Linked DNA regions of Homo sapiens: region 1 is linked to region 2. Evidence: chromatin loops called from intact Hi-C (ENCODE). Cell type or tissue: ovary. All regions are shown on one strand. Each heading gives the region's core, and the rest is flanking DNA. Links, peaks and the distances in the headings are about the cores only. Region 1 holds the start of CDX4 (caudal type homeobox 4). Region 2 has its middle 57 kb from the start of CDX4.

Region 1 (15,290 bases), core at 7,925-10,424, 58 kb before region 2:
TGTCTTTACAGCAGTGCCCCACTCCCAATACCAATTTACTGTATTAGCCTGTTCTCACATGGTTAATAAACACATACCCAAGACTGGGTAACTTATAAAGGAAAGAGGTTTAAATGATTCACAGTTGCACATGGTTGGGGAGGCCTCACAAACATAGTGGAAGATGAAGGGGAAGCAAGACACATATTACATGGCATCAGGCAAGAGGGAGCTTGTGCAGGGGAGCTCCCATTTATAAAACTATCAGATCTCATGGGACTTATTCACTACCATGAGAAAAGTATGCAGAAACTTCCCATGATTTAATTATCTCCACCAGGCCCTGCCCTTGACAGGTGGGAATTATTACAATTCAAGCTGAGATTTGGGTGGGGACACAGGCAAACCATATCAATTGATGTGCTAAGAAATGAGATAAGTTGAAATTATATTAAAAGCCTAATTAAAACCACAAAAAGTCAGCAAAAGTATGTTTCTTCATTTTTTGAGGCCACTATAACAAAATACCTTAGACTGGGAAACTTATAAACAACACAAATTTATTGCTCAGTTTTGGAGGCTGCAAATCTAAGATCAAGGCCCCAGCAAATTTAGTGTCTGGTAAGGTCTATTTCCTCATAGATGACATTTTCTAGCTGTGTCCTCACATGGCAGAATGGGTGACCAAGCTCCTTCAGGCTTCTTTCATAAGGTCACTAATTCTGTACGTGAAAGTGGAGTCCTCATGACTTAATCACTTCCTAAAGGCTCCCCTTTGTCATACCATCACCTCAGGAGTTAAGACTTCTCCATATGAATTCTGGGGAAACACAGACCATAGCAGTGTGAAAGACAAAAATATGAAAAAACACAAAGGTAACATATAGAAAACATAACAAATATTGTATATATTAATCCAACTATATCAACAATCACTTTAAACTGCACCCATGGTCTAAATACACCAATTAAAAGACACATACAGTTAAAGTGGATCCAAAAATATCCAACTGTATGTTGTCTACAAGGAGCCCACTTTAAATATAAAGACATGTATAAACTTAAAGTAAATGGGTGGAGAAAGACATGGCATGCAAACACAACGAAAGTTGAAGTAGCTATATTAATTTCAGACACAGCCAACTTTAGAGAAAGGAAAGTTATCAGGAATAAGAGGGTTATTACATACTGATAAAGAAGTCAGTGCTCCAACAAGAAATAACATTTCGTTTGTGTTTTTTTTTTTGGATCTGCATGTGTTTATTGAACTCTAGTAAAGCAGCATGAGAGTGCAGGCTCATAAATTACATTATTTATTTGCTAGCGTTGCATGCTAGATTCTAAAATTAAGAGATTGCTTAGCAATTAATAATACATTCAGCATCCCTTGTCTCATTGGGTGAGATTTATATCCTTGGGACTTGCTCTTCTAGTTATAAACATGAGTGATTTAAGGTTCATACTTAATTCCTATTTCAAATTCTTAAGCTAGAAAGATACTTGCAAGACTATATTTAAAAGACTTATTTTGAAAAATGTGTACGTATATTTCTAACTGACAGTGAGCTAATTATGACTACAATGTGCTATATGCTTAAAAATACCTGATCTTGAGTATTGCTTACTTTTGTAATATAAACTTGTTTTCTTGTCTTCAGATTATAATAATTCTTTCACTTTGCATTATGCTCTTTTTGAGATCAATATTAACTAATTGTTGTAAAGATGAGATAATGAGGTAGCAAGTCAAATAGCATTCACAAAGTAGGTTTTCTTTGAACTAGTAGTTTTCTAAGAAATTAAATAAAACAGATTTTCACAAGTAGGTTTTCTAAATGTACAGTGGGTAGTGATACTTGAAAATGGAAGCATCTTAAATATCAACTTGTTAAGTGGAGCAGATTAGGATAGTATTAATGCCATCTTGAAGTTTCTTAATATATTTAAGATGAGGTAGTAAATAGGTTAATTATTTTATATTGGCTATTATTTTTGCTTCATGATAATGATTATAAAGCAACAATTGCTTTTTTTTATTATACTTTAAGTTTTAGGGTACATGTGCACCACGTGCAGGTTTGTTACATATGTATACATGTGCCATGTTGGTGTGCTGCACCCATTAACTCGTCATTTAACATTAGGTATATCTCCTAATGCTATCTCTCCCCGACCCCACCCCACAACAGGCCCCAGTGTGTGATGTTCCCCTTCCTGTGTCCATGTGTTCTCATTGTTCAATTCCCACCTATGAGTGAGAACATGCAGTGTTTGTTTTTTTGTCGTTGTGATAGTTTGCTGAGAATGATGGTTTCCGGCTTCATCCATGTCCCTACAAAGGACATGAACTCATCCTTTTGTATGGCTGCATGGTATTCCATGGTGTATATGTGCCACATTTTCTTAATCCAGTCTATCATTGTTGGACATTTGGCTTGGTTCCAAGTCTTTGCTATTGTGAATAGTGCTGCAATAACCATACGTGTGCATGTGTCTTTAGAGCAGCATGACTTATAATCCTTTGGGTATATACCCAGTAATGGGATGGCTGGGTCAAATGGTATTTCTAGTTCTAGATCCCTGAGGAATCGCCACACTGACTTCCACAATGGTTGAACTAGTTTACAGTCTCACCAACAGTGTAAAAGTGTTCCTATTTCTCCACATCCTCTCCAGCACATTGTTTCCTGACTTTTTAATGATCGCCATTCTAACTGGTGTGAGATGGTATCTCATTGTGGTTTTGATTTGCATTTCTCTCATGGCCAGTGATGATGAGCATTTTAAGCTGAAACTGGATCCCTTCCTTACATCTTATACAAAAATTAATTCAAGATGGATTAAAGACTTAAATGTTAGACCTAAAACCATAAAAACCCTAGAAGAAAACCTAGGCATTACCATTCAGGACATAGGCATGGGCAAGGACTTCATGTCTAAAACACCAAAAGCAATGGCAACAGAAGCAAAAATTGACAAATGGGATCTAATTAAACTAAAGAGCTTCTGCACAGCAAAAGAAACTACCATCAGAGTGAACAGGCAACCTACAGAATGGGAGAAAATTTTTGCAATCTACTCATCTGACAAAGGGCTAATATCCAGAATCTACAATTAACTCAAACAAATTTACAAGAAAAAAACAAACAACCCCATCAAAAAGTGGGTGAAGGATATGAACAGACACTTCTCAAAGGAAGACATTTATGCAGCCAAAAGACACATGAAGAAATAACATTTCATAATGTGTACACACTGAAAAAGAGAACATCAAAATGCATGAGGTAAAAACTTACAGAACATCAAAGAGAAATGGAAGAATCCACTGTTATATTTTTTGAAGACATTAATACCCCTCTGTCAGAAATGGACAGATCTACCATGCAGAAAGTTATTAAGGACACAGTTGAACTCAATATCACAAGCAACTAAATATAATTGACACTGTAGACCACTGCATCCAACAACAGAAGAATACACATTCTTCTTAAGTTCACGTGAAACATTAATCAACATAGATGACATTCTAACCTATAACACACAACTTAAAAAATTTAAAAGAATAGAAATCATACAACATCTGCTTTCACCACAATGGAATTAAACTAGAAATCAATAAAAGAAAGTTATGTAGAAAGCCCCAAAATACTTGGAGATTAACCAATACACTTTAAAACAACACATAAGACAAAGAAGAAATCTCAAGAAAAAAATTTAAATATTTTAACAAAGAAAACAGGGAGATCAAAGTAAGACAATAAGAAATGACAAAAATGACATTACAACTGATCCCATTACTGGGTTTAGTTCTGTATTCTTCACCTCTGTAAAATAAGGCTGATCCTATCTACTCCCTTTGATTATAGTTAGCCTGATGGGAGTTTGCACAAGCAAGGACCCAGCACAGGCTCTAGCCTAAAGTGCCTGCTCTGTGAACTAGACTTCTGGTTTTCTTTCTCCAAGCAGACAGCCAGGACTTGTACTTATCTTTTTATTTTAGAGAGAGAATTGGCCTCCTTCATCCTCTCAGACTGTTAGTTTGAGACTCTCCTACCATGGCTAGAGTGTTGAGTTTGCACGGTTCCCCCATTCTTCATTGGCCTATCTTTCTTTTCTCTCTCTCTTCTGCAAAATCCCTCCCCTACACATCCCTTTCAAGTCTGGGTTCTCGGCATTAGTCATTGAGCCCTACCTGCCTCCTCATATACACCTCTTTCCCAGAGTTGAGCCATCCTTGGATGCCAAAGAAGCCTGTTTCTTCACGGCTTTGTCCTTTGGTCTTCATCTCAGAGCCCTGGGCCTTTCTCATTCTTTTTACCCTAATCCAGAACCAGGCAGCTAGATCCGATGACAGGGTGGGTATAGAGCCCCGGTCCTCCACCACTCCAGTTGGTACTTGCCCTTACTACTCATGTTCCCACAAAAGAATCTTAATTTTTCTCCAAAACATACCTAGGTCCTGCCTCAACGGTGACACTTTAGGGCAGGCCCAGAGCCTAGTGTTGCTCATTTTCCAGAGTATCTAGTCCTGGAAGTGCAAAAGCCCATCACAGTGATCAAGAAGGTGGACGGAAAGGGCTTGAGTCTTCCCTCCTTCCAGAAACCCAAGCACTGATGTTGCTAAAGTTCCAAAGGGATTGAGGAGGGAGATAGGAGTGAGTGAGTGAATGGGGGCTATGTTCAGAGCCCAGAGTGTAAAGCTTGAATGGAGAGGCAACAAGCAGCATGTTAAATTTCTCTGGGCCTTCATTCCAATTGCTAAGCATTTTCCATGCATGGATGTGAACCAGAAGAGGCACAGTAGGCCCACACGCTGTGAAGTCCCAGCCACTCTCCAGATGACAATAATAATGGCTATTTACTGAGCACACTACTAGTGCACTTAATTCTCCCAACGTCCCTATAGAATGGTCTCTATTGTCTGCCCCATTTGTTGTGTGTTGGAAACTGAGGCTGAGAGAGGTGGAGTGCCTTGCAGAGGTCTACAGTCAGCCACGCTTGGGTTTAGGTCACAGTTCCACAGATCACCTAATAGTGTCTGCCTTGGGTAAGACCCTGCCCTACTCTCAGCTTCAGTTACCATATAAACAAAAAAGAACTTAAACTCTGCATTCCTCATCTCCCTCCCAGTAGTAGGAGGGCCCAATGATTGATGACTGGAGCCAAGTTCCATAGCACAGAGACCCAGATCAGGCCTGAATCTGAGCCAGGGTAGTGGAAAAGGGTTAGGGAGGGGTGTAGTAGGGTGGAGAGTAGCCTTTGGCTACTATCACAGAACTGAGAGGCCATACCAGGCTTAGAGAATATTTACCAGGCACTTGGATTCTCCCAAAGCATTAAGGCTGCTAAAGAAAAGGTTTATCCAGAGCTCCATAGTTCATCACAGGCGGACCTCATTCTTTACAAAGCAATTTCACATTCGTTATCTCCCTGAAGCCTTAAAACAAATCTGATCAGTAGGAGTCAGCGCAGAGTCCAACAGATGCCCTATTTGATACCTGCCTCTCTAAGTCTCAGAAAAGCTAAGAGACTACTCCCTAGTGGCAGTAAGATCGCTGCAGAGAAGCCACCTCTCTGGTTAATCTTCAGGTTAAGAAATAAATCAAAAGTTCCATTAAATAAACTAGACTAAACCTCCCTGTCTGTTCCTCCCCATCACCACACAAACAAAAACCACTGGGCAATGTTCTTACTCACTTCTCTTCCAGACATCCCTGGAGCTGGATCAAATAGTGATTTCCAATCTACAATTCCAAGGTCATTTACTGATTCATTACACAAATATTTCCCAAGACCCTACCATGTACAAGGGAGCTTTATTCCAATGGGTTCAAAAATACTTCCCCATACCCCTTCAAGGTGCTCAAATTTCAGAAGATTCAGATAAGATCTCAAATAACTCTAAGGTAGACAAAATAGTCTCCATCAGTCCATTGGGAAGGGGAATTGATAATGAGATTCACAGAAGAGGAAGAGTGTTTTCTGAGAGGAGCATCACTACATAGGGCTTTAGCGAGAAGGGCACATTTCAACTGAACCTTGAAGAATAGAGACAGCTGGGTAAGTTGGTAACGTGCCTGTAGTCCCAGCTACTCAGAAGGCTGAGGTGGAAGGATTGCTTCATCCCAGGAGTTCGAGGCTGTAGTGAGCTATGATAGTGCCACTGTACTCCAGCCTGGGTGACAAGTGAGACTACATCTCTTAAAGAAAAATTTGGAGATTTTGAACACTTCTTTTTCTTTCCACAATTAGAAGATTGTAGAAAGAAACAGACTAGTCGAAGGAATTGCATATGCAAAGATACTTTTATTTTAGTGGAAAGAGTGCTGACCTGGTAGTCAATGGACCTGGGTTTACTTCCTTAAAGATTACCTTCCTCTCTTAAGCCATCAGTTTCCTAATCTGTTAAATAATAAGATTGGGTTTGTTAACTTCTAAAGATCCTCCATGTGCTTCCACTCTGACATATTTTTTCAAATATCAGATAGTATACTTTGCTTCAGAATTGAATAGGTGAAAGAATAATGCGAGGTAATTGGATCTATACTGTGAAGACTTGAATGCCAGGCCTGAAAGCTTGAGCAAAGAAAGAAAATAGAAGCTAAGCCCCAGTTCTAAACGCTGATGTTGTGTATTTGGGCCTGGTACCAATTGAAGAACACATGCCTTGCAGTCAGGGTGGCCCAGAATTTGAACCTAGCTTTACCACACACCAGCCATGTGCATTTAAATAGTCATGCCACCTCTCTGAGCCTCAGTTTCTACATCTCTAAAATGGGAATGACAATAACTCATGGGGCTGTTGTGAAGATAAAATAATGTGCAAAAAGTGTAAAAAGTGCCAATAGGTATGTTACTTTCCTGCCTCTTAGTCCCTTCTCCCCAGCACCAGACTTTAATTGGTCTTTTCTGATCAATTACTCATTTTCCTTCTTCTCTGAAACAAGTTTCAAAATATATACCGAATCCAACCACTTATCTCCACCCACACTGCCATTCACCTGTATTATTGCAATAGTCTTTTTTTTAAATCTGCCTGATTCTGTCTACTTACAGTCTATTTTTGATCCAATGGCCAGAGAGAGCCACTCAAAATTTAACTCAAATCATGTCACTCCTCTGCTCTAAACCCTACAATGTCTCCCTATCTCAAAGCAAAAACTAGAATTTTTGCAATGGCCTATTTCCCTTCAGCTTTTAGACCTCATCTAGTCTTTAGCTACACTGTCTTCCTTGCACTTTCTCCAACAGAAAATGAACATTCTGTTTTCACTTGTTTCTTTCTTCTGAATCCTCTGTCCTCTTACCTCACTCCATTAACTCTTTCATATTTTAGTTAAATGTCAATTATCTGTGAAGTCATCCTAGACTATCACATTTAAAATTGTGACGTCCACCTCCCAGCATTCCGTATATTCCTTCCCTGCTTTTTTTTTTCTCCATAGAGTTGATTACTGTCTGATATACCATAAAATTTAATTACTTATCAGTGTTTCTCCCCACTATGATATATGCTTAATAAAGCCGGAGGCTTTATCTGCTCACCACTGATGTCTCCATACATAGAACAGCACTAAGTACTCAATAAATATTTGCTGAGTGAATACAGTGGTCCCATACTGTGTGCCAAGCACTAAGTTAAGCAGTTTGCTTGCATTATCTGAGGAAATCCTGCTTGTAAGGTAGATACCATTAGGTTCTCTATTTTTAAAAGGGAAAACCCGTGAAACTCAGAGAGGTTAAGTGACTTTCCCAAAGCCATAGATGGATTAGCTAAAAGGGGGTGGGGGTGCCAGGTTATGTTGGATTTTGTGTAGGAGCACATTTCCTGAGTAGGAAGCAGCCTGGAGTAAAGGCTGTGGTAGGTCTTGGGGGTGCTGGGTGGAGAGGAGGAACACAAGAGGAGACCTGGTTTCTTGAGGCAAGATACTGATTTCATTGGCATCTACTAGCAAGTCTATGTCTTTTTCAACAATTGGAGTTTTACAAAGAAAACTTTTTTAGTTTGCTGCAGCTGCCATGGATTTGAGACTGCAAGAGTTCTGGCCCCTTGAGGCACTGGATTTCAGACAGAAGCCATACCTGGCAGAAGGAGACACCTGAGAGTAGTGGATTGACATGAAAATAGGAAAGTTTATTATCCACATGGTTCTCTCTCTCTCCTACCATTTTGCATAACCTACGTTACTCATCTTTCTTTAATTTGTGCATATTTGTAAACAACGTTCTATTAATTCAGCCTGCCATCCACTACAGTGTAATCTTAGGAAGGCAGAGCAAGAATTTTTGTCTTTTATTCACTGCTGTATCCCCATGCCTACACAGTACCTGGCACACAGTAGACGCTCAACAGAGAGTTGTGAAATGAATCTTTGCCCTTGGAAACAAAGGCGTCCTCTTGATGGAGGGAGTAAGGAGAGTAAGGGAAAGCTCTTTTCATTGGCATCCTGGGCCAGTGCCATGCAGTAAACCCCTGCGAGGGAATTGGGCAGAAGGAGACTGCAGATGCAGGTTGGACGCGGGAAGATCGGTGAAAGGGAGGAGGCCGCGGTGTAAGGACTGAATCCTAGAGAGCGGAACTTTGCCCGGTTTCTGCAGGTCTCTATCTGACTTTGAGGGGAGCTGGTCAGAAATCCCTGGAGGAGTTCCTGTCCCCAAAAGCACAATACTGACGCTATGGGGACCAGATGGACAGAATCAAGAAAGATGAGACAGAAAGGCCTGGGAGCTTGGGGAGTGGGTGAACAAGTTCCTGTGAAAGTGAAATGGCCCTTCATTTGAATGCAAATGCTATGTAAAAGCCTGAAGCCCCTTGACGTCAGCCCAGCCATTGGTGGCCTATCTATACAGGGCTGCTAGTCACCTGGATACCCTCGTAAGAAACGTGGGATGGAGTAGCCTGAGGGGTGCAAAAGAGCTTGCGGCACAACTACGTACTGATAAGTTTATTCTCTGCTGCTTCTCAAAGTCGAGTTGGGGCCTTACAGGGACTTCAGGATGGCTTAGGGAGCGCCTTCTACCCAAGACACGATGTACGGAAGCTGTCTTTTGGAGAAAGAAGCAGGCATGTACCCGGGCACTCTCATGAGCCCTGGGGGCGACGGCACAGCTGGGACAGGCGGCACAGGGGGCGGTGGGAGTCCGATGCCAGCCTCCAATTTCGCTGCGGCACCGGCTTTCTCGCACTATATGGGGTATCCTCATATGCCCAGCATGGATCCTCACTGGCCGTCTCTGGGAGTCTGGGGCTCACCCTACAGTCCCCCGCGAGAAGACTGGAGCGTGTATCCTGGGCCGTCTAGTACAATGGGCACAGTGCCGGTGAACGACGTGACCTCTAGCCCCGCCGCTTTCTGCTCGACCGACTACAGCAACTTGGGCCCTGTGGGCGGTGGAACTAGCGGCAGCAGCCTACCAGGCCAGGCTGGCGGGTCGCTTGTCCCGACGGACGCAGGCGCCGCCAAGGCCAGTTCCCCCAGCAGGAGCCGCCACAGCCCCTATGCATGGATGCGCAAGACGGTGCAGGTGACGGGTGAGTAATCAATTCCAATGCCCACACACTTTTCCTTCCTTCCCTTCTCCGCTACTTCTCTTGGTCGGCCTGCCCTCGTACTTCTCAGGCCTCTCCCAAGAGGGCTTAGCTGAGGCGACCCCTATATGGCTGGCTGGCCTATTAGGCATCTCCCTCGCATTCGCCTGGGCTCAAAACTCACTCACTGAGTGCAGCGATTGGGACTAAACCTACCCTAGAGGTGATTTTCGCCTTTCGCTGCTCCATGAAGAAAGCGAGTGAGTGGACAATGGGTATGTTAAGCCACAAGGATCAGGATGCAACCCTGTAGTTGCCCACATGGGAAAAGAGATGCATGAGAAAGCTCAACGGGTGAATGAAGCGAGAGGGCAGCTGTAGTGTCCCGTTGTTCAGGCACTGCTGCTTGACTGTTCCATTTCCAAACCCTTACCCATCTGAGCGGGCTGTCTCCCCCCTCCCCGCCCCCAAAGCTGGTGATGCTCAATTTAGGTTCACAGTGCTTGGCTGGCAACGGACCCTCCAGTTTAGCCACTAAGTCCCCGACGGCAAAGCAACCTCTTCACCCTGGCCTCTCAGGGAAGCTCCAGCTTCCTTCCTACAAGTTGGCAGAGGCAAATTGGCCTAAAATCCATTGCCATCTTACAACGTCCTTTCTTCTAACCCAAGTGTTGAGGCAGGCGAGAAGGCTACAGCACTGACCTGGTACATAATACGGTACCTAACCCTCACACCCGCCCGACACGCAAACGAATCAGCTCCAGCACTAATAAATGGCTAAAGCCCTCATAACTATCAAAGCAGGCGTCTCTCAGGCGTGGGGGCTGAATGCAGGTCTGCGGCAGCGCGAGAGAAGTCAAAGCGATCGCGATCACAGCCTAACCAGCAAGCCAGTGGGCGACTGCTGGGAGCCAGGGCGAGGGAAGTGGCCGTTCCACTTTAATCTTAACCGGGGCTGGGGGAGGAATGTTTGTTTTCAACTGTTGTTCTTTTATTACATTCTTATTATTCCAACCCTCGCTCCCTGTCATTAGAGAAAATTAGTAAAAATCGACTCTGAGTATTTTCATCCCTCTGGGGAGGAAATGGCATTTCAATAGCATTTGTCCGCAATGATTATGCTCCTGTTCTCAGTTCTGCACTTTGTCTTTCCTCCAAAAAGCAAAGACAGGAGGGTGGGAAGTGACCCATTTTTACCATTAGGAGAACTTTTAGCCAGGAAGAGGAAGTTCTGTGTATTAGAACCTCACTAGAGTAGCGATCCCAAGGTAAAAGTAGAGTTGAAATACTTGGCTTTAAAGCGTTTGCAAGTAAATCTGCATTTTAAAAAAATATGAGTGAGTCTGTCGACTAAGTAGAATAGAAAAAGAGGTTAGGGTGGGGCACTCCCAGAGTTTTTATTACATCTAATCTCGGGGTTGTAATTAACATCCACTCACTAAACCCTAACAATCAGCAAAAGACACAAAAGCTAGAAAAGTAGTTGCTCGCAGTCTAGGATTATGTTTTGAAACACATTAAGAGGAAAGTCACTGGCGTGCTGTTTGCAATAGAGAACAAGAGAGGAAATGGATGAGATAAAAGAAATTATCTCCAGCCTTGAATTTTCTATTTATGAGGAAAAATATGACAGTTTTATCTGCTTAAAGGTCTTCCGTTTACATTTGCTTTTATTAGCCTGAGTCTCTCTCTTGGGCAATTCTAATGCCAGGAAAGGTTTCGAAACGGGCTCCTTAGTCTCTTGCATCTTTGAGCTAAACCCTCAAACCTGACTTTACAATGGCACCGTCACAAGATTTTCTATCCAATTTCTATGAGAAGTTTAAAATGGAATGATATTGGAACCATTTCGATTTTTGGCAGCCTATTCTATAGATGAGGCTTCATTAAATTAAAACTTCGTTTCATTTTAATGTCTTATAAATGAAAATAACCCTTTTGCTGTATTCTTATAGTCTAAGGTGCATATTTAGCAGCAATTTAAGAATATGATGAAAAACTTTGGTTATCTCCCTAGAAAAAATGCACAAAGGCACAGCAGCACACACACAAACACAAGTAATTTGTTACATAATTTTAGGAGATTCATGGATCCATTGAAGCCCTTTCAAGGGACATCAGGTTATAAACCCCACGAAAAAAATTAAGCTGATCACCTCACTAGGCCACCCACTCAGGACCAAAATGCACCCATTTATATGCTTAGTACATAGTGGGTCTTAAATATTTGTTTAATGAATGAATGAGTCAGATCCTCCTAAATTTTCCACTTCACTCTGTAGTACTGTGGGATAACATATGGTTTATGACTGAGAGGAAAAGATGAACTTCAATATGGAAGTAACCCTTGATTAAGGTAGTCAGATGAAAGTTCTTTCCATTACTGAAAAATGTCTTAAATAAATGTAAAAAAGGAAAAAATGCATGTATTAGTGGACAATCAGAAAACATTTCATAGCGACCATTATAGCATGTTATTTTCTAATGAGAGCAAGGAGGCTGACAGATAGAGTAAATGACTGTTCCCTAAGTGACCTGATTTAAAAAGAAGGCATGTTTATTTCCACTTAGTTCTCTAAGTGGTCTATTTCTATACATATCTAACTTTAAATATTATGCAAAAAGGAATATGACAGAAAAGTTTCTATGGAAAATTTAATATTTTCATGCACTTTCACATTTTAAACATTGGCAAGGTGATAACCTAAGCAGGCTGGAGAGAGGCTTTTCTGTTAGAAGTGGAAAAGAGGGGGAGAGCAGGAAGTAATTGTGATTGATTCTGATTCTGATTGATTGTTTTAAGCCACTGGACAACATGAAGGAATTTATGCTTGAAAGGCATTATTCAATAAGGACACTTCATAAAATTAGTTGCTTAATAATTCTTGAGAGTTATCATTGTCCCTTGGTTTTGCTCATTTCATGGGACAACTTTTTAAAAATGAATTTGGATGCAATTTTTAGCTAAAAACAGTGAAATATTACCATAAGATGAAAAGTCCTCACAGTGGAGTCCATTAGACAGTACTCCCTACATAAGAATATTCATTTTCATAATCTTTACATTCACTCCCATCATCATCACCTCTATGTTTGGAGAGTGACTTTCTGCCTAGCAGCACTTTTGCAGCCAGTCTTTCAAATGAACACCATTTTAATTTTATTTAGGGTGATAAGTTATCATATATTATGACATTTGCTTGTGAATTCTGGGGAGATAATGTGGTTGGGAGGATGGGAAGGACTCCATCCATCTTTAACTACAGAAGTTTTTCTGACTCTTTGAGGAGAAGGCAAATACATCATAGATAGTATTAATTTCCTAAATAAACTCAATAATGGCTGAAAATGGAGCCCATCACCCTCAGAAATGTCATAGTCTCTGGAAGAAGAGAACAGCTTGAACAATAAAAGTTAGTTCTGTTAGTGCTATTTTTTTGGTGCTTGGGTATGGGAATATGGACATTATGCTTTACCAGAAAATGTCCAAATCCCCTTCATCATCTGTTCTGGTTTCATCATTTTATCTGGTTTCATCATTTAAGAAGAAGGGGCAATGGGATTGAGAGAGACAATTTGAGGAGCGGGACACAAAAGGAGCACCAGGAAATTCAAATTTATTTCTCTTTGTAAACTGTGCAGTCAGTTTTTTCCCCTGAGCTACATCTTCTTGGAGTTTTAGGTCTTATCTGTCAGATTTTGGCAACAGACTCTTTTTAACACTTCACATGGCTTTGATATGCAGCCAGGATCTTCCTTATCCCTCCTTTCTTCAGGGGTTATATTGCCGGAAAGGGTAGGATTTTTATGGCAAATAAAGGGGCCTGGTCTTGACTTTATTGTCCTCAGAAGAAACTGCAAGAGGGGAATTTATGACCAATGGGGGTGGGGAAGGACTACAACATTTCCAGAGTTATTGATGTCTGATTATGTTTATTGATTATCAAAGAGCATAAAACATGGATAAAGACAAGTTGAATTTTTAACCAGTCTGCCTCAAGTTATAATTTAAACACTCAGCAACTTTAAGATTAAGAAGGGTTTTAGAAAACATGATTTCAAAGATACATTTCGATCTCAAGATTTGATGTTCTAGAAATAAATTAAATCTCCAAGTTTTCATTTTTTTCTCTAAATATGCATTCTGTCTTTGCAACATGCCAAAAGGCAGACTTACGGTTTCCAGGTTTTTGCTTAGACTCAGAAAACCAGCTCAAAATTTAGGATTTTAAGGTAGGTTAACTGACTGGACCGCATAGTTTTCCTTTTCTAAGAGCGGGAAAAGGAGATTTTGTTCAGTTCATTATTTAGCCATTTAGATTAATCTTAAAATATATCACTTATCTAAAATTTATTTCTTCACTGGTGTCCTTTTTTTTTTTTTTTTTTTTTCCTTTTCTGGAGATGAAAGGGTGTCTGACATTTGTTTAGGGCTTGTAAATTCTGAACCAATTGGCTGGTGTTCCTGAATGTAAAGAGGGTTCAGAATGGGATCTGATGCTATGTAACTCTTTTGTTAGGCCTGTGCTGTATCTTAACACCTCAGTGGAGTTTAGGGAACCACTTTAAAGACGTCTTTGTCCTACAGATCGCCCCCAAAAAATCACATAAAAAACAACCAGGGAAGATCAGAAGGAGTATTTAAAAGCCATAGAGAAAAGGAGGAAGATCCTGGAGGAGGGTAGAGAAATTAAAAAGAAAAGAGAACTTCCTAAGTATCTTTGGAAAATTTGAAAGGAGGAATAAAGCTCTATTCGAAGGAGGGCATGAGGAATTAGTTAAATGTTGTAACACAAAGCAAATGTTTGTATATCCTTTCAAAGGGCATGGAATACTCACTTTATTCTGCTTAAGTCAACACCTCCTCCTTCCCCCATTCACTACCTACTTGGTAATAAAAATTAAGACTCCCACATAAAAACTATTTTTTTTTCTAATAGGTAATGGGGTTTTCTGAAACAGAATCTGCTAAATGACAATTAATGTTTTCTTTTTAAATTACTATTCAAACCAAACTCTAGGAAATTATGTAACTATAATGTTAGGATCCCACAAGTGTTTTCCACTCTTGGGCCATTATTATGCGTCCCAGCATATTTGAACTTGGAATAACATTTAGTTAGCATACTTAAATAGGAGTCAAAGATATGTGTTTGGGTCCCCACTCCTCAATTCTCTAACACAAAGTCATTTACCTTAACTGAGCTTCATGTTTCTTATCTGTAAAATGGAGATAAGACATGTTCTGCATAATTCAAGAAGGTAGGTAAGAGGTTTAATAGGAACAGTATGAAAAGACTGCATAAAATGTAGTGGGAAGTGCCTGTATAATGGACAGCTGCTATTACTGCCAATGCTAATCACATATGTAAGTGGGAAGGTAATAAACACCATGGGTTAAAGTGTTTAAGCATTTTCAATGCTCTGCTGTGAAAATAGGTCAAGATGGGATGATTGTGATTTGACCAATCATTTTAGGAGAAACATTAATTAAAGAGATGTTGGTTTTATATATAAGGAGAGATATAGATATAGAGATATATGTCTATGTCTATAGATGGTAGACAGAGATATTGCTATCATAGCCACAGATGAGAATGTATTTAATGGAGAAATTGACTTTTATGAATATTTGATTCAAAAATATACTTATTTTATATTTTAAAGCAAAGATGAGGGTGGGAAGAGTGTCTATGATTTCTTTAACTAAAACAATCTCCAAGAAGCAGAAAAAGATTAAATGCAATGCTTTCTCTCCTAACAGGGAAAACCAGGACAAAAG
Region 2 (15,290 bases), core at 7,970-10,469:
TTTGTACATGAGATGGGTCTTCTGAATACAACAAATCTATGGGTCTTGACTCTTCATCCAATTTGCCAGTCTGTGTCTTTTAATTGGAGCATTTATTCAGTTTACATTTACTGTTACTATTGTTATGTGTAAATGTGATTTTGTCATTATGATGCTAGCTAGTTATTTTGCCCGTTAGTTGATGCAGTTAATTCATAGTGTCAATGGTCTTTACAATTCAATATGTTTTTGCAGTGGCTGGTACAAGTTTTTCCTTTCCATATGTACTGCCTCCTTCAGGAGCTTTTGTAAGGCAGACCTGGTGGTGACAAAATCTCTCAGCATTTGCTTGTCTGTAAAGAATTTTACTTCTCCTTCACTTATGAAGCTTAGTTTGGCTGAATATGAAATTCTGAGTTGAAAATTCTTTTTTTTAAGAATGTTGAATATTGGTCCCCACTCTCTTCTGGCTTATAGGGTTTCTACATAGAGATTTGCTGTTAGTCTGATGGGCTTCCCTTTGTGGGTTACCCAACCTTTCTCTCTGGCTGCCCTTAACATTTTTTTCCTGCATTTCAACTTTCGTGAATCTGGCAATTATGTGTCTTGGGTTTGCTCTTCTCGAGGAGTATCTTTGTGGTGTTCTCTGTATTTCCAGAATTTGAATGTTGGCTTGTCTTGCTAGGTTGGGGAAGTCCTCCTGTATAATATCCTGAATAGTGTTTTCCAGCTTGCTTCCATTCTCCCTGTAACCTTCAGGTACACCCATCAAACTTAAGTTTGGTCTTTTCACATAGTCCCACATAACTTGGAGGCTTTGTTCGTTCCTTTTCATTCTTTTTTCTCTAATCTTGTCTTCAGGCTTTATTTCATTAAGTTGATATTCAGTCTCTGATGTGCTTTCTTCTGCTTTATCGATTTGGCTATTGATGCTTGTGTATGCTTCATAAAGTTCTTGTGCTGTGTTTTTCAGCTCCATCAGATCATTTACGTTCTTCTCTAAACTGGTTATTCTACTTAGCAATTCCTCTAACCTTTTTCAAGGTTTTTAGCTTCCTTGCATTGGGCTAGAACATGCTCCTTTAGTTTGGAGGTGTTTCTTATTACCCACCTTCTGAAGCCTACTTCTGTCAATTCGTCAAACATTCTCCATCCAGTTTTGTTCCTTTGCTGGCAAGGAGTTGTGATCCTCTGGAGGAGAAGAGGCCGTCTGGTTTTTGGAATTTTCAGCCTTTTTGCACTGTTTTTTCCTCATCTTCGTGGATTTATCTACCTTTGGTCTTTGATGTTGGTGACCTTCAGATGGGGTTTCTCTTTGGAGGTCCTTTTCATTAATGTTGATGTTATTCCTTTCTGTTTGTTAGTTTTCCTTCTAATAGTCAGACCCCTAAGCTGCAGGTCTACTGGAGTTTGCTGGAGGTTCACTCCAGAATCTCTTTGCCTGGTTATCACCATCAGCGTCCACAGAACAGCAAAGATTGCTGCCTTCTTTTTCCTCTGGAAGCTTCATCCCAGAGAGGCACCTACCAGATGCCAGCCAGAGCTCTCCTGTATGAGGTGTCTGTCAGTTTCTGCTGTGAGATGTCTCCTAGTCAGGAGACATGCGGATCAGAGACCCACTTGTGCAGGCAGTCTGACCCTTAGCAGAGCTCAAACGCTGTACTGGGAGATCTGCTACTCTCTTTAGAGCAGGCAGGCAGATATGTTTAAGTCTGTTGAAGCTGCACCCACAGCCACCTCTTCCCCCAGGTGATCTGTCCCAGGGAGATGGGGGTTTTATCTATAAGCCCCTGAATGGGGCTGCTGCCTTTTTTCAGAGATGCCCTGCCCATAGAGGAGGAATCAGGAGAGGCAGTCTGGCCACATTGGCTTTGCTGAGCTGTGGAGGGCTCCACCCAGTTGCAACGTCCCCACAGGTTTGTTTACACTGTAATGAGACAACCACCTACTCAAGCCTCAGTAATGTTGGATGCCTCTCCCCCCACCAAGCTCGGGTGTCCCAGGTCAACTTCAGACTGCTGTGCCTGCAGTGAGAATTTCAAGCCAGTGGATATTAGCTTGCTGGGAACTGTGGGGATGGGATCTCTTGAACTAGACCACTTGGATCCCTGTCTTCAGCCTCTCTTTCCTGGAAGTGAACAGCTGTGTCTCACTGACATTCCAGGTGCCACTGGGAGATGTATATATATATATGTATGTATCTATATATAGATGTGTGTATATATATATATATATATATATATATATATATATATATATATATATCTTGCAGCTAGCTCAGTGTCTGCCCAAATGGCTACCCAGTTTTGTGCTTGAAACCCAGGGTGCTGGTGGCATAGGCACCCGAGGGAATTTCCTGGTCTGTGGGTTGCGAAGACCATGGGAAAAGCATAGTATCTGGGCGAGAGTGCACCATTTCTCATGGCACAGTCCCTCATCGCTTTCTTTGGCTAGGGGAGGGAGTTCCCCAACCCCTTGCACTTCTTGGGTGAGGCAACGCCCCATCCTACTTCAGCTCACCCTCTGTGGGCTACACCCACTGTCTAACAAGTCCCATTGAGAAGCTCCAGGTAACTCAGTTGGAAATGCAGAAATCACCCACTTTCTGCATTGATCTTGCTGGGAGCTGCACACTGGAGCAGTTCCAATTCAGCCATCTTGCCAGCCTCTCTTGAGTATGATTTAAGATTATATATTATCTCTTCTTTTGCTGTATCATTTATACTTTTTTGTTCTTAACATTTTGGCAGTTACTTTGGGGTTTACAATATCCATTTTAAATAGTTGGATTCTACCTTCACATAACATTATACACTGCATGCATAGTGTAAATATATTTTATCAGAGTATGCCTAATTCCTTTTTTCTGTCTTTTTTGGTATTGCTGTTATTTATTTTACTTATGCATATACTATAAATACCAATACATTGCTGCTATTATTGCTTTAAGCAGTTATATTTTAGATTAATAATAAAAACAATTAAAAATTGTTTTATTTTTATTAATTCTTTTTCCGATGATTTTAATTTGTATGTAGATCCAAGTTTCTTATATGCCTAACAAATTTACTTTCTGATGATAAACTTCTAACATTTCTTGTAGGACATATCTTCTGGCAATAAATTACCACAGTATCTGTCCAAAATTTTTTTTATTTCTCCTTCAATTTTGAAGGAAAATTTTCTTTCTGGATGTAGAATACTAGGTGTGTAGATTTTTCTTACACCATATTAAAGATTTAACTGCATGGTTTCTGATGAAAGGTATGCTGTAACTTCTTTCTTCCATACATGAGTTTGCTTCTTTTGATTCTTACAAGATTTTCCTTTCATTTTTGGTTTTCTGCAGTTTGACTGTGATATATCTTCATGTGGGTTTTTTTCAGTTTTTGTCCAGCTTGGTGTTCTGGGGCATTTGACTTTGCATACAAATATTAGAATAAACTTTTCTATATCTACAAAACCCTTGGTGGGGCTTTGATAAATATTGTGTTAAATAGGTTCATCAATAAGGGGAAGTCTGACTTCTTTACTATATTTGGTCTTCTAATCCAGCAATACATTTTTTTCTTCATTAATTTAGGTCTTTTATTGATTTCATCAGCATTTTGTAATTTTCTGCATAGAGATCCTATACACTGCATGACTCATTGTTAAGTTTATACCTAAGTATCTTATTTTTATGCACTTAATGAATGATATTGTGTTTCTAATATTTACTTCTACACATTCATTATTAGTATGTATAATTGTATTTTTTTGTTTGTTTGTTTTTGAGACAGAGTCTTGCCCTGTTCCCCAGGCTGGAGTGCAGTGGCAAAAACATGACTCACTGCAGCCTCCGCCTCCCAGAGCCAAGTCAACCTGCAGCTTTAGCCTCCTGAAAAACTGAGACCATGGGCATGTACAACTATGCCTGGCTAATTTATTTTACTTTATTTTATTTTTTGTAGAGATGCAGTCTCCCATGTTGCTCAGGCTGTTCTTGAACTCCTAGGCTTAAGTGATCCTTCTGCCTTGGCCTCCCAAAGTGCTGGGATTACAGGCATGAGCCACCACACCTGGCCTAGAAATGTAATTTCTATTTTGATGAGTATCCTGTGTCCTGCAATCTTACTGATCTCACTTATTCTTATTCGTTATAGTAAGTGTTTTGTAGAATACTTGGGATTTTCCACATAGACAATTATGACATTTGAAATAGGGACAGTTTAATTTCTTTCTTTTCTAAAAGCATGCCTTAAATTATTTCATACTTTATTGCACTGGCTAGAACTTCCAGTAATATCAATTATAAGAGTGGTGAGAGCAGACACCTTTCCTTATTCCCAATCTTGAAGGGAAAATATTTACTCTTTAACCATAAAGTATGTGGTTAGCTGTAGACCTTTTATAGATTCTCTTCATTAAGTTATGGAATATTTCTGTTATTCCTAGTTTGCTGAGCATTTTATCATGTGTGAGTCCTCCATTTTGTCAAATTATTTTTGTGTTACTTGATATGAATATATATTTTTCTTCTTTAGCTTATTGATATAGTGGATTACATTGGTTAATTTTCAAATACTGAATGACAATTTTATACTTGAAATAAATCTTACTTGCTATGATTTATAATCTTTTAAATACATTGTTTGCTTTGATTTGTTAATATTTTGTTAACAATTTTTTGTCTAAATTCATGACACATATTGATATGTAGTTTTATTTTTTAAAATTTGTACTGTCTGCCTGATTTTAGTATCATAGCAGCATTTATCAGGGCAAATTCAGCCCCCGATATTTCACGCAGGTTCTTTTCTATTTTCCCTAAGTGTCAGCCAGTCAGAGAAATAAAGGGAAAGAGTACAAAACAGAGAAATTTTACTAAATATATATGCACCCAATACAGGAGCTCCCAGATTCATAAAGCAAGTCCTCAGAGACCTAGAAAGAGACTCAGACTCCCATACAATAATAATGGGAGACTTTAACACCCCACTGTCAATATTAGACAGATCAATGAGACAGAAGGTTAACAAAGATATCCACGAACTGAACTCAGCTCTGCACCAAGCAGACCTGAAAGACATCTATAGAACTCTCCACCCCAAAGCAATAGAATATACATTCTTTTCAGCACATCACATTTATTCTAAAATTAACCACAAAATTGGAAGTAAAGCACTCCTCAGCAAATAGAAGAGAAATCACAACAAACTGTCTTTCAGACCACAGTGCAATCAAATTAGAACTCAGGATTAAGAAACTCACTCAAAACCGCACAACTACATGGGAACTGAACAACTTGCTCCTGAATGACTACTGGGTAGATAACAAAATGAAGGCAGAAATAAAAATGTTCTTTGAAACCAACGAGAACAAAGACACAATGTACCAGAATCTCTGGGACACATTTAAAGCAGTGTGTAGAAGGAAATTTGTAGCACTAAGTGCCCATAAGAGAAAGCAGGAAAGATCTAAAATCGACACCCTAACATCACAATTAAAAGAACTAGAGAAACAAGAGCAAACAAATTCAAAAGCTAGCAGAAGGCAAGAAATAATTAGGATCAGAGCAGAACTGAAGGAGATTAAAAAAAAACCTTCAAAAAATCAATGAGTCCAGGAGCAGCTTTTTTGAAAAGATCAACAAAATAGATAGACTGCTAGCAAGACTAATAAAGAAGAAAAGAGAGAAGAATCAAATAGATGCAATAAAAACTGATAAAGGGGATATTACCATTGATCCCACAGAAATACAAACTACCATCAGAGAATACTATAAACACCTCTATGCAAATAAACTAGAAAATCTAGAAGAAACTGATAAATTCCTGGACACATACACCCTCCCAAGACTAAACCAGGAAGAAGATGAACCTCTGAATAGATCAATAACAGGCTCTGAAATTGAGGTAATAATTAACTGCCTACCAATAAAAAAAAAGTCCAGGACCAGACTGATTCACAGCCGAATTCTACCAGAGGTACAAAGAGGAGCTGGTACTATTCCTTCTGAAACTATTCCAATCAATAGAAAAAAAGGGAGTCCTCCCTAACTCATTTCATGAGGGCCAGCATCATCCTGATAACAAAGCCTGGCAGAGACACACACAAAAAAGAGAATTTTAGACCAATATCCTTGATGAACATCGATGCAAAAATCCTCAATAAAATACTGGCAAACAGAATCTAGCAGCACATCAAAAAGCTTATCCACCATAATCAAGTCGGTGTCATCCCTGGGATGCAAGACTGGTTCAAGATATACAAATCAATAAACGTAATCCATCACATAAACAGAACCAACGACAAAAACCACATGATTATCTCAATAGATGCAGAAAAGGCCTTCAACAAAATTCAACAGACCTTCATGCTAAAAACTCTCAGTAAACTAGGCATTGATGGAACATATCTCAAAATAATAAGAGCTATTTATGACAAACCCACAGCCAATATCATACTGAATGGGCAAAAACTGGAAGCATTTTCTTTGAAAACTGGCACAAGAGAGGGATGCTCTCTCTCACCGCTCCTATTCAATATAGTGTTGGAAGTTCTGGCCAGAGCAAACAGGCAAGAGAAAGAAATAAAGGGTATTCAATTAGGAAAGGAGGAAGTCAAATTGTGACTGTTTGTAGATGACATGATTGTATATTCAGAAAACCCTATCATCTCAGCCCAAAATCTCCTTAAGCTGATAAGCAACTTCAGCAAAGTCTCAGGATACAAAATCAATGTGCAAAAATCACAAGCATTCCTATACACCAAAAACAGACAAACAGCCAAATCATGAGTGAACTCCCATTCACAATTGCTTCAAAGAGAATAAAATACCTAGGAATCCAACTTATAAGGGATGTGAAGGGCCTCTTCAAGGAGAACTACAAACCACTACTCAATGAAATAAAAGAGGACACAAACAAATGGAATAACATTCTTTGCTCATGGGTAGGAAGAATCAATATCGTGAAAATGGCCTTACTGCCCAAGGTAATTTATAGATTCAGTGCCATCCCCATCAAGATATCAATGACTTTCTTCACAGAATTGGAAAAAACTACTTTAAAGTTCATAAGGAACCAAAAAAGAGCCTGCATTACCAAGACAATCCTAAGCCAAAAGAACAAAGCTGGAGGCATCACGCTACCTGACTTCAAACTATACTCCAAGGCTACAGTAACCAAAACAGCATGGTACTGGAACCAATACAGAGATATAGACCAATGGAACAGAACAGAGGCCTCAGAAATAACACCACACATCTATAACCATCTGATCTTTGACAAACCTGACAGAAACAAGAAATGGAGAAATGATTTCCTATTTAATAAATGGTGCTGGGAAAACTGGCTAGCCAGATGTAGAAAGCTGAAACTGGATCCTTTCCTTACACCTTATACAAAAATTAATTCAAGATGGATTAAAGACTTACATGTTAGACCTAAAACCATAAAAACCCTAAGAGAAAACCTAGGGAATACCATTCAGGACATAGGCATGGGCGAGGGATTCATGACTAAAACACCAAAAGCAATAGCAACAAAAGCCAAAATAGACAAATGGGATCTAAATAAACTACAGAGCTTCTGCACAGCAAAAGAAACTACCATCAGAGTGAACAGGCAACCTATGGAATGGGAGAAAATTTTTGCAATTTTCTTCTCTGACAAAGGGCTAATATCCAGAATCTACAAAGAATTTAATCAAATTTACAAGAAAAAACAAACAACCTCATCAAAAAGTGGGCAAAGTATCTGAACAGACACTTCTGAAAAGAAGACATTTATGCAGCCAACAGACACATGAAAAAATGCTCATCGTCACTGGTCATCAGAGAAATGCAAATCAAAACCACAATGAGATACCATCTCACACCAGTTAGAATGGGCATCTTTAAAAAGTCAGGAAACAACGGATGCTGGAGACAAGCATCGCTAATCACTAGGATAAATGCGAATTAAAATTATAATGAGATATATCCTCACACATGTTAGAATGGCTTTCTACAAAAAAATGAAAGATAAACATGGCAAGGATACAGAGGAAAGAAAATTCTTGTACATTGTTGGTAGGAATGTAAATTAGTAAAATGATTATGGAAAACAGTATGGAGTTTTCTCAAAAAACTAAAAATAGAACTACCATATGTCCAGGAATCCCACTTCTGTGTGTATATCCAAAGGAATTGAAATGTGTAATTCGAAAGTGTTGCTGCACTTCTATGTGTATTACAGTATTATTCATAATAGCCAATATATAGATGCAACCTAAGTGTCCATCAGTGGATAAAATGAATAAAGAAAATGTGGTGTATATATACACAATGTAATACTTTTTGGCCTTTAAAAATTAAGGGAATTCTGTCATTTGTGATTGTGTGGATGAGCCTGGAGGCTAGCTAAGTAAAATAAGCTAGGCACAGAAAAACAAATACCACATAATCTCATTTATACGTGATTTCTGTAAAATTGAACTCATAAAAGTAGAGAGTGAAATGATATTTACCAGAGTCTGGAAGGGGAGTGATGGAGGGAATGAGGACTTCTTGGTCAAAGGGTACAAAGTTGCAGATAGACAGGAGGAATATGTTTTGAGATCTATTACACAGCAGGATGATCATAATCAATAATAATGTATACAGTCATGCATCACTTAATTACAGGGATACTTTCTGAGAAATATGTCATTAGGTGATTTTGTCATTATGTGAACATCATAGAGTGTACTCACACAAATCTACTTGGTATAGCCTACTATGCACCTAGGCTATATAAAATAGCCTATTACTCCTAGGCTATAAAGCTGTACACATTGTGACTATACTGATTACTAGTAGGCAGTTGTAACATCATGATAAGTATTTGTGTATCTAAATATATCTAAACATAGAAAAGGTTAAGTTAAAATACTATAATATAATTTTATGAAGCCACCATCATACATGCACTTCATTGTTAACCAAAAAATCATTATGTGATATATGATTATATTTCAAAATAACTAGCAGAGTACATTTCAAATGCCTCACCATAAAAATTAAATGAAGGGAGTGATAGAAATGTTAACTAGCCAGATTTAATCATTCTATGTTATATACACATATCAAAACATCATATTGTACTCAATACATGTATACAATTACGATTTGTCAACTAAACATAATATCAATGAGTAAATTAAAAACACACAGGTCAAGGAAGAAATCAAAAGAAAAATTAGAAAGTATTTCTTACTGAATGAAAATTAAAATACATCTCAAACTGTGTGGGATGCCACTAAATCAATATTTAGATAAAATTTATAGACTATTTCAGAAAGCAAGAAAAGACTGAAATCAATTTTCTCAGCCTCCACCTTAAGAAACTAGAGGAAAAAAAAAAAAAGAAAAAAAACCTAAAGTGAGCAAAAGGAAAGAAAATAATAAAGCAGATAAGAGAACAACCAACAAAATATTTTTTTAAAAATGGAGAAAATTGACAAAACTGAAATCTGGGTTTTTAAAAACTCAACAAAGTCAATCGATTAACTGATAACATGTGTTACATTACTGTAGCATTTGGCGTATGGCTTTTTCCCCTGAGCATAAAGTTGTTTAGATCCATCCAAGTTGCTGCATGTATTAACAGCACGTTTCTTTTTATTGCTGAGTGGTACTCCCCTGTAGGGGTTTACCTTTATCTGTCAATTGACTTATGAGGGAAATTTGGGTCTTTGCCAATTTTTCTTGCCTGTGGTTGTCTAATTGCTCCAGCATCGTTTGTTGAAAAAGTTATGCTTCCTAATTTGAATTGGTTTTGTACTCTTGTGAAAAATCATTCCTTTGATTCATGTGTATATGTCTCCACCAATAATATACAGTCTTGATTACCATACCAAACTCAATATTAGATAAAGTGATTATTCCCACTTTGTTTCTTTTTGAAATTGTTTAGCTATTGTAGACACTTTGTCTTTCTGTATAAATTTTATAATAAAGTTGTATATATCTACAAACAAAAATTTTGCTGGGATTTTGATAGAAATTATGTAAAATCTATAGATTAACTTCAGGAGATTTGGCATCTTGACTTTATTGTCTTCCAATTCATGAACATTTTATATATATGCATTTATTTGGATCTTCTTTTATTTTCTTTATCAGAAATTTCTAATTTTCAACATACAGAGCCTATATATGCTTTGTTAGAATTATACTTAATTCATTTTGAGAGTGACTGTAAATTGTGTCACATTTTAAATTTCCATTTCCATATATCAATTGCTAGAATATAAAAATTTGATTGGCTTTGGTGTGTTGGTCTTGTACCCTGTGACATTGATACACTCACCTACTAGTTCTAAGAGTTTTGGGTATATTCTGTAGGATATTTATGTAAATAACCATGTCATTTGCAAGTTGTGACAGTTTTATTCTTTTCTTTCCAATATGTATGCCTTTTATTTCTTTTCCTTGACTTACTTCATTGGCTAGAATTTTCAGCACTATTTTGAATAGGGATGGTTAATTAAGATATCTTGTTTTATTCTAGAGCTTAGGGGAAAAGAATTAAGTCTTTCACCATTAATTTTAATGTTAGCTGTAAGTTTTTAAAAACGCTCTATCAAGGTAAGGAAGTTTCTCTCTAATCCTAGCTTGTTGAACAATTTTTTTCTTCATGAACAACTATTGGATTTTTTTCAAATGCATCTCTGCATCAATTAATATGATTATGGTTTTTTCTCTTGTTTAGCCTGCTGACATTGTAAATTACACTGATGGATTTTTTAATATTGAAAAAAAAACCTACTTGGTCGTGTTGTAAAATTATGTATAGACATAGCTAGATTCTGTTTTGTAATAACTGTTGGTAGTTTTTTGTGTAAGTCTGTGAGAGATATTTATCTGTAATTTTCTTCTTTTATACTTTCTTTGTGCAGTTATGGTACTAGAAAAACACTGGCCTCATAAAATGAATTGTACAGTAATCCTTCACTTTTTATTTTGTGTAAGAAATTGGGTAAAATTGGTGTTAATTTTTCTTTAAATATTTGGTAGAATTTTCTGGTGGCATTATCTGTGCTTGGGGATTTTTTTAACTCTAATTTAATTTTTAAATAGTTCTAGGACTATTTTAATTATTTATATCCTATTGGTTGGCTTTGGGTAGTTTGCGGTTTTTAAGTAATTGCTGTATTTCATTAAGTTGTCTAGTTATTGTTTCTAAAGTTCTTTGTAGTATTTTCTCTTTTTTTCTTTCTTTTAACTTTTATTTTAGGTTTAAGGGTACATGTGCAGGTTTGTTAGTATTTTCTTATTATCCATTGAAGGGCTACTGAATCTGTAGTAATATTCCTTGCTCTGTTCCTGAAATTGGTAATTAGTGTCATCTCTCTTTTTACTTTTGTCAGCCTTAATATAGGTTTATCCACTTCACTGAACTTTTCAAAGGACCATCTTTTATTTCGTTGATTTTCTCTACTGTTTTTCTATTTTTAATTTTATTGATATGTTTTTATTATGTCATTTCTTCGGCTTGCTTTGGGTTTATTTTGTTCTTTTTCTATTTTATTGACATGGGAGTTTAGATTATTTATTTTAGGCATTTCCCTTTTCTTTTTTTTTTTTGTCTTTCTTTTTGTTTTTGTTTTGTTTTGTTTTGTTTTTTTGAGATGGAGTGTCACTCTGCCACCAGGCTGGAGTGCAGTGGCATGAACTCAGCTACCTGCAACCTCCGCCTCCCGGGTTCAAGCAATTCCCCTGCCTCAGCCTCCTGAGAGGCTGGGACTACAGGCGTGCACCACCACGCCCAGCTAATTTTTTTTTTTTTTTTTTTTTGGTATTTTAGTAGAGACGGAGTTTCACCAAGTTGGCCAGGATGATCTCGATCTCCTGACCTCGTGATCCACCTGCCTTGGACTCCCAAAGTGCTGGGATTCCAGGCATGAGCCACCGCACCCGGCCTCCCTTTTCTAATTTAAGTATTCATTGCTATAAATTTCTCTCAGTCCTGCTATAGCTGCATTCCATGGATTTTGATATGTTTTCATTTTAATTTAGGTTTTTGTACTTTTAAAAAATATTTCTTTGAGACTTACACATGAATTATTTAAAAGTACATTGTTTAATTTATAAATGTTTGGAGATTTTTCTATTATCTATTATTAATTTCTAGCTTGATTCTACTGTGAGCAGATAATGTACTCAAAATTATTTCAATTGTTTTTTATCTACTGGCCCATTTTATTTTTATTAGTGTTCACATGGCATATTTTCTCATGACCATTCTTTTTTGTATTTGTATTTTTTTAGTGTTAGATTCAGGGAGTACATGTGCATGTATGTTACTTGTGTACGTTGTGTGCTGGCTTACTTTCAATCATTACATTTGAAATGTTATTTGTAGACAGCATATTATTGGGCTTGTTTTATTTTTTAATCCATTCTGTCAACTTCTGCCTTTAATTGGCATATTTAGACCATTTGCTCTTGAAGTAATTTTTGTTAGTTAAGGCTTAAGTCTACCATTTTATTATTTGTTGTTTGTTCTATTTCTCATTCTTCTGTTTTCCTTTTCTTGTCATTCTGATAATTTCTTGAATATTTTTAGAATTCCATTTTTATTTACTTATACTATCTTTAATATCCTTCTTTTTATAGTTTTAATTCATATATATATATATATATATATATATATATATCTCCATACACATGTGGGTCAAAGAAAAGGGGAAAAGGGTCGAACTCTGTAAAATATTTGAAGAGATTTATTCTGAGCCAAATATGAGTGACCATGGCCCCTGACACAGCCCTCAGGAGGTCCTGAGAACATGTGCCCAATGTGGTTGGGGTGCAGCTTGGTTTTATACATTTTACAGAGGCATGAGACCTCAATCAAATACATTTAAGAAATATATTGGTTTGGTCCCAAAAGGTGGAACAACTCAAAGTGGGGGCTTCCAGGCTATAGGTGAATTTAAACATTTTCTGATTGACAATTAGTTGAATTTATCTAAAGACCTGGGATAGATAGAAAGGGAATGTTCAGGTTAAGATAAAGATTGTGGAGACCAGAGTTCTTTAAAATCTTATAGTGGCTGCCCTTAGAGGCAATAGGTAATAAAGTTTTCCTATCCAGATCTTAGTTAATCTCTTTAGGTTTAGGAGGGTCTGGAAGAAAAAGATCCAGCTATGTTAATAGAGATGCTTTACAGATGCAAATTTTCCCCTACAAAGAACAGCTTTGCAGGGCCATTTCAAAATGTGGCAAAGAAACATGTTTGGAGATAAAATATTTTTATTTTCTTCTTTGTCTTGTAATGTTATGCCAGAGTCAGTTTGGAAAGTAAATCATGATATATAAGGTTAAATAAAACCCATCTGATTAGAATTTATTATTTGTAGGGCATGGCTCCCCAAATCCCTTAGGTAGAAATTAGATAAAAATATAAGAGTTTAGTCCTCATGTGTTAGTGTGTGTGTTTATGCAACTTATCACAGTCTACTGTGATTCTACAAACTACTACCAACATTAAACAGCTTCAAATTAAGTATTGAAACCCTACTTCAACTTACCTCCCTTTACCCTGCCCGCTTTTTAAATGTAGTTGTCTTGGACATATTTCTTCTACACACGTTGACCACCATATCAGATGGTATTATAATTTTTGCTTCAACCTGTCAAACATGATTCAGAAACCACATGAAAAAAGACCTATTATATTTTTATCCCTATCTTTACTCAATTCTATATTCTTATTTTCTTTTGGAGATTCCAAGGCTTCTGCTTCTATTGTTTTTTTTTTTCCTGTTAAGTAACTTTCTGTAGCTATTCTTTAGGGGTAGGTTTACTTATGACAAATTATTTTAATCTTTTTACCTGAGAAACTCTATTTTCCATTCATTCTTGGAGGATATTTTGCTGAATATAAAATTTTGAGTTAACAGTTCTTTAATTCCAGTACTTGAAAATGCTGTGCCACTTTCTTCTGGCCTATATGATTTCAGTTGAGAGATTCAGTTTTTTATATTGTTATTCTTCTATGCATCATTTTTCTCTGTATTCAATTTTTTTCTTTAGTTTTAAAAAGTCTGATTATGATGTGTCTTGGTGTGGATTTCTTTGGGTTAATCTTGTTTAGTTTACATTGAGCATCTTGAATCTATATGTTCATGTCTTTTGTTAAATTTCAAGTACTCTTTTAAACCCACACTTATTTTCCCATCTTTCTAAAACTCCAATGATATAAATGTCAAATTTATCATTGTCTCCCAGGTTTTTGAGACTCTCACTTATTCTTTTCAGCCTACTTTTTCTTTGTTGTTTCAGCTAGGTAAACCCTCTTGAACTATCCTCTAGTTCACTGATTCTACACTGTTATATCCACTCTGGCATTGAATTTAGGCAGCAAATTTTCTATTTTTGTAACTTTAATTTTCAGTCTATAATTTACATTTAATTCTTTTTATCACATTTTAATTTTTTACTTCTTTTATTTTTTCATTTATTTCAAGAGAATTTGAAATTTCTGATAAAAGCATCTTTGTGATACCTGTTTTAAAATCATTGCAGATCATTTCAATTCCTGTGTCATGTCAGTTTTGGCATCTGGTGAATGTCTTTTTTAATTCATTTTGTGATTTTAAGTTTTGACCTCCTATATTCCTGGTATGATGAGTAATTTTCTATTTTATCTGTATATTTTGGATTAGTCAATTGATTTTTATTAAGTTGCAAAGGCAACTCAATGCAACTTAATGAAGAAAGGATTGTATTTTCAATAAAGATCACTGAAACTACTGGACATCTGTATGCAAACAGATAAATGAAAGTCCTCTCATAATTTACACTTCATAACTAATTAACTCAAAGTATATTATAAATCTAAATGTAACACTGGAAAGTACAAAACTTCTAAAAGTATATATGAGAGAAAAAACTTTTGGCCTTGCATTAAGCAAATATTCCTTAGAAATGACACCAAAAGAATGACCCATAAGAAAAAATGATAAATTAGACTTTATCAAACTTTTCAAAAGAAAAACAATATATTTCTTCTCTGTGAAATACATGGTTAATAGAATAAGAAGCTAAGCCATAGACTTCAGTGAAATCATTGAAAATCACACATCTGAAAAATACGGGGGAGGAGCCAAGATGGCCAAATAGGAACAGCTCCAGTCTACAGCTCCCAGCATGAGCGAAGCAGAAGACGGGTGATTTCTGCATTTCCAACTGAGGCACCAGGTTCATCTCACTAGGGAGTGCCAGACAGTGGGCGCAGGTCAGTGGGTGCGCGCACTGTGCGCGAGCTGAACCACAACTGCGCACACTGTGCACGAGCTG

Evidence for each region. A loop is a pair of places that touch in the nucleus more often than their neighbours do. Peaks named below come from ENCODE experiments on the same cell type or tissue, not always from the same donor. Only the 100,000 strongest peaks of a DNase experiment are listed, where the experiment ranks them.
Region 1: it touches region 2 in a loop (15-fold over the local background); 1 of 110 quality-filtered maps calls a loop at or near these places.

The regions. Positions count from the first base shown.
Region 1 is chrX:73,438,245-73,453,534 of GRCh38, forward strand. CDX4 (caudal type homeobox 4) reads left to right here and starts at 8,809. Exons shown (of 3, transcript NM_005193.2): 1 at 8,809-9,511; 2 at 15,273-15,290. The coding sequence starts at 9,010. RefSeq lists enhancers at 8,503-9,168, 9,169-9,833. In ovary, for the core only: no CTCF peak of the experiment used is centred there; a DNase peak (open chromatin) is centred at 9,450.
Region 2 is chrX:73,495,929-73,511,218 of GRCh38, forward strand. No RefSeq gene overlaps it. Among named protein-coding and RNA genes, the nearest start is that of CDX4, 57 kb to the left of the region's middle. In ovary, for the core only: no CTCF peak of the experiment used is centred there; no DNase peak of the experiment used is centred there.